Linked DNA regions of Mus musculus: region 1 is linked to region 2. A link is a contact called in ENCODE Hi-C data. All regions are on one chromosome and are shown on one strand. The core of a region is the stretch at or near the end of the contact, and the rest is flanking DNA. Distances in the headings are between cores, read along the strand shown. Region 1 holds the start of 4931440P22Rik (RIKEN cDNA 4931440P22 gene). Region 2 holds the start of Slc33a1 (solute carrier family 33 (acetyl-CoA transporter), member 1).

Evidence for each region. Hi-C counts contacts between places; a loop is a spot of excess contacts on that map.
Region 1: a loop to region 2 is called in a map of v-Abl transformed pro-B cells, with 4 times the contacts of the local background. The contact joins the promoter of 4931440P22Rik here to the promoter of Slc33a1 in region 2. A Hi-C loop is called at or near these places in 2 of 37 maps with a recorded cell type or tissue (regulatory T cell and v-Abl transformed pro-B cells).

Annotation. Positions count from the first base shown.
Region 1 is chr3:65,526,988-65,533,160 of GRCm38, forward strand. It overlaps 4931440P22Rik (RIKEN cDNA 4931440P22 gene), which reads right to left and starts at 2,427. Exons shown (of 2, transcript NR_027955.1): 1 at 2,250-2,427; 2 at 496-2,178. It overlaps Tiparp (TCDD-inducible poly(ADP-ribose) polymerase), which reads left to right and starts at 1,460. Exons shown (of 6, transcript NM_178892.5): 1 at 1,460-1,645; 2 at 4,237-5,197. The coding sequence starts at 4,278.
Region 2 is chr3:63,959,633-63,966,098 of GRCm38, forward strand. It overlaps Slc33a1 (solute carrier family 33 (acetyl-CoA transporter), member 1), which reads right to left and starts at 5,101. Exons shown (of 6, transcript NM_015728.5): 1 at 3,784-5,101. The coding sequence starts at 4,558. It also overlaps a transcript of Gmps not described here.

The DNA.
Region 1 (6,173 bases), core at 1,177-3,676, 1.6 Mb after region 2:
TTGTTGGAAGAGAATGGAATTTTAAAAGTAGCACGAAAGCAAATTGAACAAACAAAATAGATGAGAGAAAAAAATACGTAGTAAAATGATAGATTTAACCCCAAATATAGTATGTTCAACCGGAGACATGAGGGCTGCATGTGTGTGTCCCAGGATTAAGTTTGGATGCAACCCAACATAAAACCATAAATTTACTTAAAACATTGTTTTTGCAAATATTTTTGGTAATCATTAAGTTAGTAGGTAAAGTTGGGACAGTTTTAAAACGTTGGAAATACTGCAATCTTATTATAGTTTTTTAAAAATAGTTTAATTTTGCTTATATACTAGTCTTTGAATTCTGTCCCAACCTTTCCACTTTAGTCTGAGGGCCTTTACTTGATGCAATTTGAAACAACACTGCTGGGTGATCATTAATCTGGGTTAGCAGTGCCATAAAACTTGGGAACCACAGCCTCTGCTTAGCCTGTTTTTCCAGGATCCCCTTTTTTTTTTTTTTGAATAAGTACGATCTTTTAATTTTTTTTCTTAAATTCGGATTATACAAATTTAATGTTTATTTCCAACTAAAAAAACAACAACAACAAAAAGCTATTGAATACATGAAGTTACAATCCAGATGCCAGTTTCATGTATATTTTTGAGGTTAACTCTCGGTTCCCTAAGTCTCTATGAGTGCAGGGCGTGGGGTCTGGGTGATGAAGGTCGTAGTTCTAAACCTAGTACACGCTCGGCGCGGAAGAGGCGCTCTGACTTGTTAAATGAATTAGTCACTACGTGATCCGTGGGCTGCAAAACACGCGCATAGGCATCTCTATTGTCAAAACCCTAACATTGGCTTCCCCTAGCGGAGGCTGTCCGGGAACAGGCGGCGGGGCGGGCTCAGCCTTCCCGCCCGTACGGCGCGGGGCCGGCGACCCCGTCTGGAGGCAGCGGCGGAGGCGGCCACTCGCTTCCCCCTCGGGATCTGGAGGCGTCTTGAAAGGAGGCAGATAAACAAAGGCAACCGCACCGAAACCGGCCGTTCCGTCTCACAGCCTCTCTCACATCGCGTGCCCGGGTGTCCGCGGAACACGGTGACCCTGCATCTGTCCGCAGGCAGGTGGAGTCCGCCCCACGCGGCGCGCGCCTCCTCTCCTCGCAGGCTCACGGGGGGTGGGAGGTAGCCTCCCCGGCCTCGCGAACCGTCAGAGCCTCGGGGACCCTCGGCCGCTCGCGAGCGGACACTCCCCTCCCTCCTCCTCCTCCTCCCCGGAGCGCCGAGCCGCCGCGCGCCCCTCCGTCCGGAGCACGCGCACGGGAGGCGGGGCCCCAGCTTCCCGGCACTCACTGATCGCCCGGCCCCCTCACCCCACCCCACCCCCTCTCGGCCCCGAAGCTCCTCCCTCCCCGAAGACGAGCCGGCCCGGGGGAGGAGACCGGAAGCCACTTAAAGCAGAGCTGGAGCTGACAGGCGAGCGAGCTGGAGCCTCGAGAGCAGTTGCGGCTTTCAGCGCTCAGGTCCGCGGAATGGCCCGCGCGCCGCTCGCCGCGTCGGCCGCCCACGACCCCTAGACACCGGCCCTCGTCCTCGGCTCGGACCGCTGGCGCAGAGGCGGCCCTCCACGCCGCGCCTGGGCTGCGTTCGAAGGGCGGCTTGCCTGAGGTAAAAGGGGCTGGGGGGTGGGCAGCGAGCGGCGGAGGGACCCCCAGCGGGATGGCGGGCGCCAGCCTCGCCGCCCCGAGTCCCCGTCGGGACAGCGGCGGATCCCTAGACTGCCCGGGAGAGCTGAATGCGCTCGCGTCCGTCGGTGGCGGGGTGGGATCGGGTTCAGCGCCGGGAGCTGGGCAGGTGGATAGATGGACTGGCGCCGCAGGGCTTGCGGGGCCGCCCGCGACTCCTCTCGGGGGGTTGCAGCCGGGGCAGCCCCTGCGGGAGGGCTCGGCGCTGCGGGAGCGTTCCGGCCGGCGCGCGTTCCGGGCTGCAGCCCAGAAGTTTGCAGGCTGTGTTCGAGTTAACTTTGAGTGCCGCACCGGTTCCCCTTCCTTTTCCCCGCCACCCGGAGTGTCCGCTGCGGCTCGGCCCTGCAAGCTCCGGGACTCGCCAGCCGGTCCTCGGGAAGGAGGCAGGGCCGGGGTGGGGGGGAATTCATTGTGGACTCGCCTTGAGTGGCTTCGGGGAGGCGGGGAGGTCGGGTCCTGAGGAAGGTGGGCCGGGAGTGAGGGGGCGCCCGGGTCCCTGAGGACAAGGTGAGGGCGGGGATGCTCACCCTCTCGGCGAAGTGCGGAGCCCGGTGGAACGGGCGCGGCGGGAGGTCGTGGCTGCGCGGAGCGCGGCCGGCAGGAGGCGTCGCTCGGACCCGGGCGTCTCACTCCTTGGCTGTTTGGAGCCGGCGGTTTCCATGGAAGGTGTGACCAGCTCGTGGTGCCAGACGACCGGGGCGTCACGAGGTGAAGGGTGGCGCGATTGGGTTGCCCGCTGCGGGCGACCGGAGGAAACGACCTTCCAATCTTTTTATTTTTCTGTTATGCAAACTAATTGAGGAACTGGTGGCTTCCGCACTCCACTCCTCTGCTTCCTAGTTGAGTTTCCGAGTTTGGTGGAGGGGCAGTAAGAGGAAAAGTTGTGTGCGTGCGAGTGTGTGTGTGCGTGCGTGCGTGCGTGCATGTGCGTGTGCAGAAGTATAAATAAAATCGCTTTAGTATTTTGCCTGGATTGGTGTGATAGGAGGGGATAGTGTGCGTGCGTAGGGGAAGGCACAGGCGGGTTAGATACGGAGAGGGAATACCACAATCTGTGCCAACTGAGCCTTGAGGCAAGAGCACCGAATGATGAATAATAACGCCTGGCTTGGCTGCTTTCCAGTTATTTATGTCTCATGTCAGATCCCTCCTTCGTGAGGCTTTCTCTAACAATGCCAGCTCATACTGAACTCAAATATTTATTTATTTAAAATAAATAAATCTCTTTTGTACTTAGACTAGCACTTTGTTCCATGCCTTGTGTTTTTCTGAGTTTTGATTATTCAGCACTTTTGTATACATAGACTTATAAATCCCTCCTAGATCTTTATATTCGTTTTTTAAAGCACGAAGTCTTACCATTTTGGGTTTTGACCTTCAACCAAGAACAAAGCATCTAATGTGTGCCTTTTCTAAAGTAATTCAGCCACAAAATACAGACATCCTCAGTGGTGAACAGTGCTAGGTACTATACTGGACTCCTAATGCATGCTTGATTAAATCATAGGTTCTTACATCAAGGAGTTCTTTCAGTCTATTGGACAAGAAAAAAGACCATTAATTGCTCATCACTGTCCCTTCTCATCTGGAACAATCTCAGTAAATACCTGGAAATCTCAGTCATTTTAAAGGATCTGGTTCTTGAAAGGAAAAAAAATTCAGATTCTGAAATTTGGTGTTTTTTAATATTTGTATTTTTTTGGTTATAATATACTTTCATTTGTTTTTTTTTTTTAAAGTGGATAAGTGTAACTTTTCTAAAGACAAGGACCCTTTGTATAATCGTGCTGTATTAAGTTTCTAAGGCACGGTACAGTGGTTGTTGAAGTTAGGCATATCCTGATATTCCTTCAGGAATTTTTTAAAAATTTAGAAATCTTTAACATTCAATAATTAAATACTAGAACTTTCAGAATGTAAAAACATTAGCAGGCTTCTGGCTTTCTCTTGTATCACAATTCACTTGAAAGCTTCTGTGTCTATCCTTACACACATACACACACACACTAGTTCTTTCACTTTTTAACCTTTTAAGTTTATCCTTTTGATGAACTTTCCTCCCAGTGAATTTTGTTTTTTGCAAACTCATGGGACAGATCATAAACAACTGTAAAGGGAACCACAAAGCTAAGCAAGAGATGTGGTTTCCCTGCTTCATCTTCTAGAAAAAGACAGTTATTTCTATCTTACAAAATAAAGTCATACCCCAGTAGAATCACACAGCACTTGCTCTGTCTCCCCCTCCTCTGTGTGTGTGTTTATCAATTATTAAGTCAATACATAAGTATTGAAAAATACATTCTCATCTACTATTATCTACTATTATGCAGATTTTTGCATAGCTTTTGAATCTTCATTTCTCAGTTTAAAAAAAGAAAATTGACCTGTAAGAGCTAACTATAATGCAAGCAGTGATTGCAGATAGTTAACCATAGACTAACGCAAAATGTTTTAATGAATGAATGGGTTCAGTTGTCAGTTTTTAAATGATCATCTTTCTTCCTTTCCTGGTAGGATTTGTAGATACTGAGGCACAGTTGGGAGTTAATCACATCATGGAAGTGGAAACCACTGAACCTGAGCCAGACTGTGTAGTACAGCCTCCTTCTCCTTCTGATGACTTTTCATGCCAAATGAGAATTTCTGAGAAGATCTCTCCATTGAAAACGTGTTTTAAGAAAAAACAGGAACAAAAAAGATTGGGAACTGGAACCCTGAGATCCTTGAGGCCAATATTAAATACTTTGCTAGAATCTGGCTCACTTGATGGAGTTTTTAGAGCTAGAGACCAAAACAGAGATGAGAGCAGCTTACATGAACATATAGTGAAAAAACCCCTGGAAATCAACCCATCGTGTCCACCAGCAGAAAACAGTATGCCTGTCCTGATTCCTGATGGGACAAATGTTGAGGGCCAATTACCAGAAGCGCATCCTTCTACAGATGCTCCAGAACAGGGGGTTCCAATCCAAGACCACAGTTTTCCACCAGAAACCATCAGTGGGACAGTGGCAGATTCTACAACAGGACACTTCCAAACTGACCTTTTGCATCCTGTTTCAGGTGATGTTCCTACAAGTCCTGACTGCGTAGATAAAGTTATGGATTATGTACCAGGAGCTTTCCAAGACAATAGTTTTACAATCCAGTACATTTTGGATACCAGTGATAAGTTGAGTACTGAGCTCTTCCAAGACAAAAGTGAGGAAGCTTCCCTTGAGCTTGTGTTTGAACTTGTAAACCAGCTACAGTACCATACTCACCAAGAGAATGGAATTGAAATTTGTATGGACTTTCTGCAAGGCACTTGCATTTATGGCAGGGATTGTTTGAAACATCACACCGTATTGCCCTATCATTGGCAGATCAAAAGGACAACCACTCAGAAGTGGCAGAGTGTTTCCAATGATTCTCAGGAGCACTTGGAAAGATTTTATTGTAATCCAGAAAATGATAGAATGAGAATGAAGTATGGGTATGTATTATAACAAGTTAAAAATTGTTACATGTTCTAATGAAGCTGAAAGTTTGGTATGGTGGTTTCTTTCAGTAGTGTACCAAGTTTTTTGTTTTGTTTTTTTCTTTTATGACTTTTATGCTATTCTGATTTTTCATAGTGTTTAAATTTTAATGTGGTCTCTTTACCTAACCAAAGAAACATTTTATGATTTGAACAATTTAGATGTCATTCTGTTTAGTATGTATATGTTTGAATGAAAGTTGTACATACATTTGAGTGTTGAGAATCAAGTACTATTTTAACTGTAATCACTTGCCTTTAAAAAAAATCCACTGTGAATCTTACATACTAAACTTACCTAGTTTTTAAATTTTTATGAGTTGAGTAGCTTTTTTTCTTTTTTAAATATAGAAACTAATATTTGGAGCTCTTTTACTAAACATTTTATATCAGTAATTCAGAAGTTCTTCATTCGTACACAGACACATGCTATTTTGATTTTTCAAGGTGTTGGAATGTGTGAGTGTTCTGCCTGCGTGAATGTATGTCCACCTAATACTGCAGAGGCCTGAAGCGGGTGTTGAATACCCTGGCATGGTTACAAACGGTTTTGAGCCTCAACAAGGTGCTAAGAACTGAACCTTAGTCCTCTGCAAGAGGCCCCCTTTTCTTAAAAATAGTTTTAATAAGGTATTGTCCAAGAACTCGATTGCCCCTGAGCTACCAATTCTAATTGTTATGTCAAGAGTTTATGAATTCGCCAGGTGCACGCCTTTAATCCCAGCACTTGGGAGGCAGAGGCAGGTGGATCTCTTGAGTTCGAGGCCAGCCTGGTCTACAGAATGAGTTCCAGGACAGCCATAGCTACACAGAGAAACCCTGTCTCGAAAAAAAACAAAAACAAAAACAAAAAAAAAAAAAAAAGAAAAGAGTTTGAATTCTCAAAGCCACTCGAATCCTTCCATCTCCAGATTACAGAACACTTGAGAGC
Region 2 (6,466 bases), core at 3,851-6,350:
TCTCTAGTGCCTCCCTAAAAGTTGAAAATGTTTTAAAGTTTACTTTGAATTATGTGTAAGGGTGAGTGGGTGTTTGTATGCGTGTGCAGGGGCCTAGGCCAACCACAGACACCAGATCTCCAGAAGATGGAATTACAGGTGTTTGTGGACAATCCAACATGGGTACGGAGACCGTAACTTTAGTACTCTACAAGAGCAGTATTGAGCCCTTAACTTGACTCATCTCTCAAACCCAAAAGTTGAGTTTTAAGGTAAAAACCAAAATCAAAACAAACCAAACCCATGTTTTAAATTTTCTAAGATAAATCTTACTCTTAAAATGTTAAACCATAGCCGGGCGTGGTGGCGCATGCCTTTAATCCCAGCACTTGGGAGGCAGAGGCTGGTGGATTTCTGAGTTCGAGGCCAGCCTGGTCTACAAAGTGAGTTCCAGGACAGCCAGGGCTACAGAGAAACCCTGTCTTGAAAAACCAAAAAAAAAAAAAAAAGAAAAAAAAGTTAAACCATAAACTTTTCCATTTTTAACTCCTAGTATTAGAAAAAAGCTTTACCACCCATCAATGGTCACCTAACTTCTCCCCGTATGACTGAAGGAAAGGTAATATTTTGTTTATTATTGTTTGGGGGAGTAGGCTCTCTCCTTCCACTGTGGGTTCCAGCAATTGAAATCAGGTCTTGGGCTTGTGGTGCAAGCCCTTTTCAGGTGCGGAGCTTTCTCCCAGTGTAATCCTTTAAGCCTCGCATGAGTGCTAAAGGATGTAGTATAGCCAATATTAGAAAAACATACAAACAACTTATGACTTACCTATTTAGTAATGAACCAATTCAGCTTGCTTAAATTCTAAAAAGCATTTGTTTCATAAAAAGGTAATGAGTACTATAAGACAAATTTATTATTAAGGAAATATTGGTCTGCTTTCTTCCCTGTTCAAAATGCTTATCTTATAAATAGTGCTTTACCAGTAGATATAGGATTTATATCCATTACATTTTTTTCCAAAGAAATATACCCTCTTTTTCTCTGATCGACTCCTATATATGCATACTCATTTTAAAACAAATTTCAAAGTCACACAGGGGCTGGAAAGGTAGCTCAGCAATTAAGCGTACAGAACTGACATGGTGGCTCAGCCTAAGTCAGTTAAAAAATTAAAACTTTAACCTATCATTACTAAGAATCAGGCATTCTAAAAGTGGGTGATGCTTTCAGATAACTTGGGAATCACAATGTTATATTTGTCCCATAAAAAAAAGCCTTATATTAAGATAATTCCATCTTAAGGTTTTCCTTGAGGATTCCACTAACTTCTTACCAACTATAGACAAAATATCATATTAACAGTTACAAATACCTAACTCCAAGTCCATCTATCTCTTTCTTTCCTTCCTTCCTTTTCTTTCTTTCTTCCTTCATTTCTTTCTTTCCTTTTCTTTCTCTCTCTCTCTCTTTCTTTCTTTCTAAACAGGGTTTCTCTGTGTAGCCCTGGCTGTCCTGGAACTCACTCTGTAGACCAGGCTGGCCTCCAACTCAGAAATCCGCCTGCCTCTGCCTCCCTCGTGCTAGGATCAAAGGTGTGCACCACCACTGCCTGGCCCATCTATCTGTAAATAGCCTCTTGACAACATTCTTCTCATTATAGAGAAGGAAAAGCCACATCTGTCATCCTTCTGTCCTGTTCATTACTTACTCCTCGCTGTTTAAGGGTCTGTCTTTGCCTCTAGAGGTTCTTGGAAAACAAATGGAATGAGAGAAAAGGTTCAGAACTGTTATGAAGCTATAAAAAAGCAGTCAATATAACCAAGGTTGTTTCCTCCAGATCTTATCTCATCCCATCTTCCTGTTCTCAATTTGCTGTCTATAGAGCACTGCTTTTTAAATGTCCAAACCATTCCTCAGTATATTCCTTCTGTAGTATCCATAATTAATTACAGAATTACAATGTTTTTAAAAGGTTTATGTTCATGTGTACTAGTATTCTGCCTGAATGTAAGTACATGCACTCTGCATTCTTGGTGTCTGTGGAGGCCAGAAGAGGGTACTAAATCCCCTAAAACTGTAGTTACAGAAGGATGTAAGCCACCATATGAGTGCTGGGAACCAAACTTAAAACGTCTGCAAGAGCAACAAGACCTTTTATCAGCAGAACCATCCTCAAACCCTTGGCTGTTTTCTTTGTTTCAAGTTACGGTTTCCAATACACAGATTTTCTAGATACTGTTTTTATCTTCTCTTTAACTACCTAGGCAACGATATTTCCTTATGATTCCACATTCTTTAAATTCCTCAGAACCACTAGGTAGTTAAACTGGGCATGGTGGTGTACATAATTAACTATATGTGTCCTTAGGGAATAGAAGTCTAAGACCAGTCTAGACTCTTGTTGAAAACTAGGGGCTAGACAAAGGTCAATAATAGATTCCTAGCACTGAGAGAGGAAAAAAAGGAAAAAGTCCCACTGGTTAATAATGGGATTGAGACTTAGCACAGTAGAAGATGGCTTCCCTTTTATGTAGAAGTACTAGGTTCATTTCCCAGAACCAGGAACACACAAACAGAAACAGAATACACAGAATATAGTTATGTTATTACCAAATTACAGAAACCTCAAAACTAGTAATGTGGTTATGTGTAAGCATTAAAATTAAAAACTCTTTAACTTAAAATGTTTTAGACTAAATCATAAGTCAACTATGGATAGAAATTAATTAAAGTAAGCTATTTTAGAATCTTCTGGAGAACAAAGTTCAAATTCCAGTTATACCAAAAATAAATAAATAAAAAGAAAAAAAAATCACACCAGCTTACATAAAGGTTTAACTAATAATAAAGTCAACTGTTATCTCTACCATGGTCACTGGCCGGCTATTCTGGGCCTCAGCAATGTTCATCTCTACTGTTCCTAGTTTGCACAGACAGTCTTTATTTGCAGTAGGTCCTCAGAATCCTGCCACTTAGCCAATTCCAGAATGCTTATATTAAATACTCTTCCCATTCAGTAGATGGGTAAATGGGGACTACTTGTGAAATAAAGGTGGAAAAAGATTGAAAAGCAAGAAAACATTCACCAAAACACAAAAGAAAAAATGTGAACCATATGACCCACATTTTAAAATGTATACTTCTGTGTCAGGCAAATGTCCATGGATCTTTAATTCAGAAATTTTGTGATTCTATCGGTTGCTTTTTTCCTATTCACTAAAGAGTACTGATCAATATGACTGTGTTAATAGGCTGACATAAGGAATACTTGAAAGAAGCACACTTTAATAAAACAGAAAACATACTTAGGTATCTATCATATAAGTTCCCAGTAAAATTTAAAAAGCCAGCTGTAGTGGCACATGCTTGTAATATTAGCACTCGGGAGGGTGAAGCAGGACTGTGTCTCAAGCTGGATATATAGAGCCTTTTAAAAATCCTGTAAACAGAATTCAGAAAAAATTCAAAAGCAAGCAGAAGGACAAACATCAAATGGTTTCTCTTCTAGAAAGAATCTGGAAGGAAAAGAAAAATGTGTGTGTGAACTGTTTAAAGGAAGACGACTAGGAGGTAGATGTAGAGAACAAGGCTGTGTTATGGAAGTGATTGTGAGCAAAGTATGAAAATCTCATAATGGAATCCAATATTGTGTTAATTTGAAAGGGAAATGAAGTAAAATATCTTGTGCATCATTAAAAGTAAAAAATGTATGCAAACAAATGAGAGCTCCCATCTGATGTTTCATCAAAAGCATTCATAAGCATAAAATAAACCTAACAGTATAATAGTTTTAAGTACACTACCTGAAAGGGTAACGATTCCCCTGGGTTGAGGCTGAAACCGCAAGTATTTGTTACAAAAGTCAGCAGATTCAAGAGCCAAAAATAAAACATTGCCCAAAAAGTAGCCAGCTGTTTGGCCCACAGAATTGCATGTCGAAGCATAGCCCACGTTTTCCCGGGATAACATAGTTAATGCCCAACCATCCACAGCGATGTCCTGTGTGGCAGCCAGGAATTCAAACAAGAAGAATGTCACAGTGAGAGCAACTACATCCGGTGTTCTGCCATCAATATTTCCGAGCAAACGGTCCACTTGAGTGGATAAATATATCATGAAGATTCCTAGTGTATACTGAGTAGGGACAAGCCAGGACTTGCGACGACCAAAGTTCTTAAAGTAGACGGCATCAACCAAGGGAGCCCAGAGCAACTTAAGACTGAATGGCCAGAAGACAAAACTGAAGAAAGCCTGATCTGTATAGCTAACATTTTTGCTTTGCAAAATGAGGGGGATGCTCCCCGCCAGGCCTAAGGGAATGCCCTGAAGCACGTAAAGAAAGAGTAGTAACAAAATGCTACTTAGTTCGGATCTATAGCTCCGCGGGGCTTTAGGTAAGTCACCAGGGCCGGCATCACCTAGAAGAACTTCCCGGTCCCCCTCCCCGCCCACCGAGTCTCGGCGACTGTCATCCCAGCCGCCCGGTGGCAGCGGGCCACTCTTCATATCCAGAGCGTGGCTAAACATGCCTGACCGCCGCTGCCGACTGCTGTCCTTGTGGGAGATGGTCGGTGACATATCAGAGACGACGCAGAGCCCGGTGTGTGGGGGCCTGAGGCTGGCGTTTTGATCAGTCTAGTCCCAGGTCCAAGGCAGTCTCTCTGGACCCGGGTCACGGTGGTTCAACGCCGGGAGGGCGGACGCGGAGAGACTGGTCGCTGTTTTGCAGCAGGGAGCCAGATCCCTGGCAGGTGGCCCAGGCGAAGCCTGGGTCGCTGCCCACAGGAGCGACTTCAGGGAGCCGGCAAGAGCTCCCCGTGCAGCCGCACCCGGCTTGAGGCTGGCGGAGCGTGCCGTGGCGCTGCGACGGAGTCTGGCTCTTAACTGCAGCGGGGACTCGAACGCTCTCTTGCCCGTCCACCAGCTGACACTGCAGCGGGCACCCTCCTCAGTAGACACCAGAGGTAAAGGATAACTTCCTGCCTCGCGCTTCGGGAAGTGGTTCCCTGCCAAAATGGGTTCCGTGCCTCCCGACGGAGCCAGCGAATCAGAACAAGTTCCGGTGGCGGCGACCGCGAGCAACGTTTGCTAGGAACCATTAATTCCCTCGATTCTAACCCCGAGGGAGGAATAACGCCAGCGTACCGAGCGTCCAGGACGGAACGTCTTAACAAACCCGGTTCCGTTTGCGCATGCGCTTGCATGGAACTCGTGTGCCTCGGCCATTGGGCCCTCGTCGCCACGTGAGCGCGGGTTTTCTGGATTGGCCTAGGCCTTGGTGATAACATTGCACAAGGTCTGTAGGCGAGTTTGTACTTATTTAATTCAGTACATAACTTCCAGGCTTGTAGTTGGGTAATAATGCTGCTTTGTGAACCTGCAGTTACTAAGCTTTGGTGTCAGGTTGTGGGTCCTTTATGCCCGACTAAATGGAAACACTCCTACCTAATACACAGAACGAATAAGGCTGTCCATTTCCCCCAATGTCAAGGAAGAAATGTAGGGGAACGCTAGATACACAGAGTGAAGGAGGTAAATTTCAGTCTGCTGCATCTTATTTTTTTGCCAATGGAAACGTCTCGAAACCACCTTTCTCCTTTCATGTCATCCATGGTTATGCATTTTAAGTGCATAACGACGCACTTCTTCGAGTTTTGGTGAATCGTTGGAAGCTCTTAGAGCTTGAAATGTTGAGATACTAGATTTAGTATTTCAGTGATAACAAAGAAATAAGTTTTCCAAGAATTTTATTGGATTCATAATTGGCCAGTTTTTCAAATGCCATTTCAAGTGTAATAGTACATGCTTTCTTCATTAAAAACAAAAACAAACCATAAATTCCCTTGTGGATTTGCTGCCTTCCCACTTTTCTGATTTCTACAGCTTATTAACCACTTAGCTAATTTCCCATGTTCTCTTCTCATTTCTCCCTGGGTCCTTCCTTTTCCTCTCCTCCCCCTTCTCTCCAGCTCTTGTATGGTCATAGAAATGTGAGACTTTGCTTATTATTATTATTATTATTATTATTATTATTCGTCTTTCATTTTCATTGTATTGATACTGAGTCCTGGGTTACATAAGCTAGCATATGTACCCAGGCTGGTCTCAAACTTATGGCCATACTCCTGCCTTAACTTCTAGAGTCCTAGGATTCTATACATGAGCCACCACACCTAGTCTGATATACTTCAATGAAAGAACACAGTGACCATGAAGTCTTCTAATCTTTGTTAAAGAGAGGAACAGAGTTGGTTGTGGTGGTGCATGCTTGTAATCCAGACTAGTCTATAAAACGAGTTCCTGGCCATCCATGGATATATAGCAAGTCTCTGTCTCAAAAATTGGAGTGGAAAACAGTTTATAGTGTTATCTATGTGAGACCAAAAGTCTCTATTTTTTTCAACAGGATCTTACTGTATGGTCCTTACTGGCATGAAACTCACTCTGTAGACCGGGCTGGACTTGATCTTACAGAGATCCACCTGC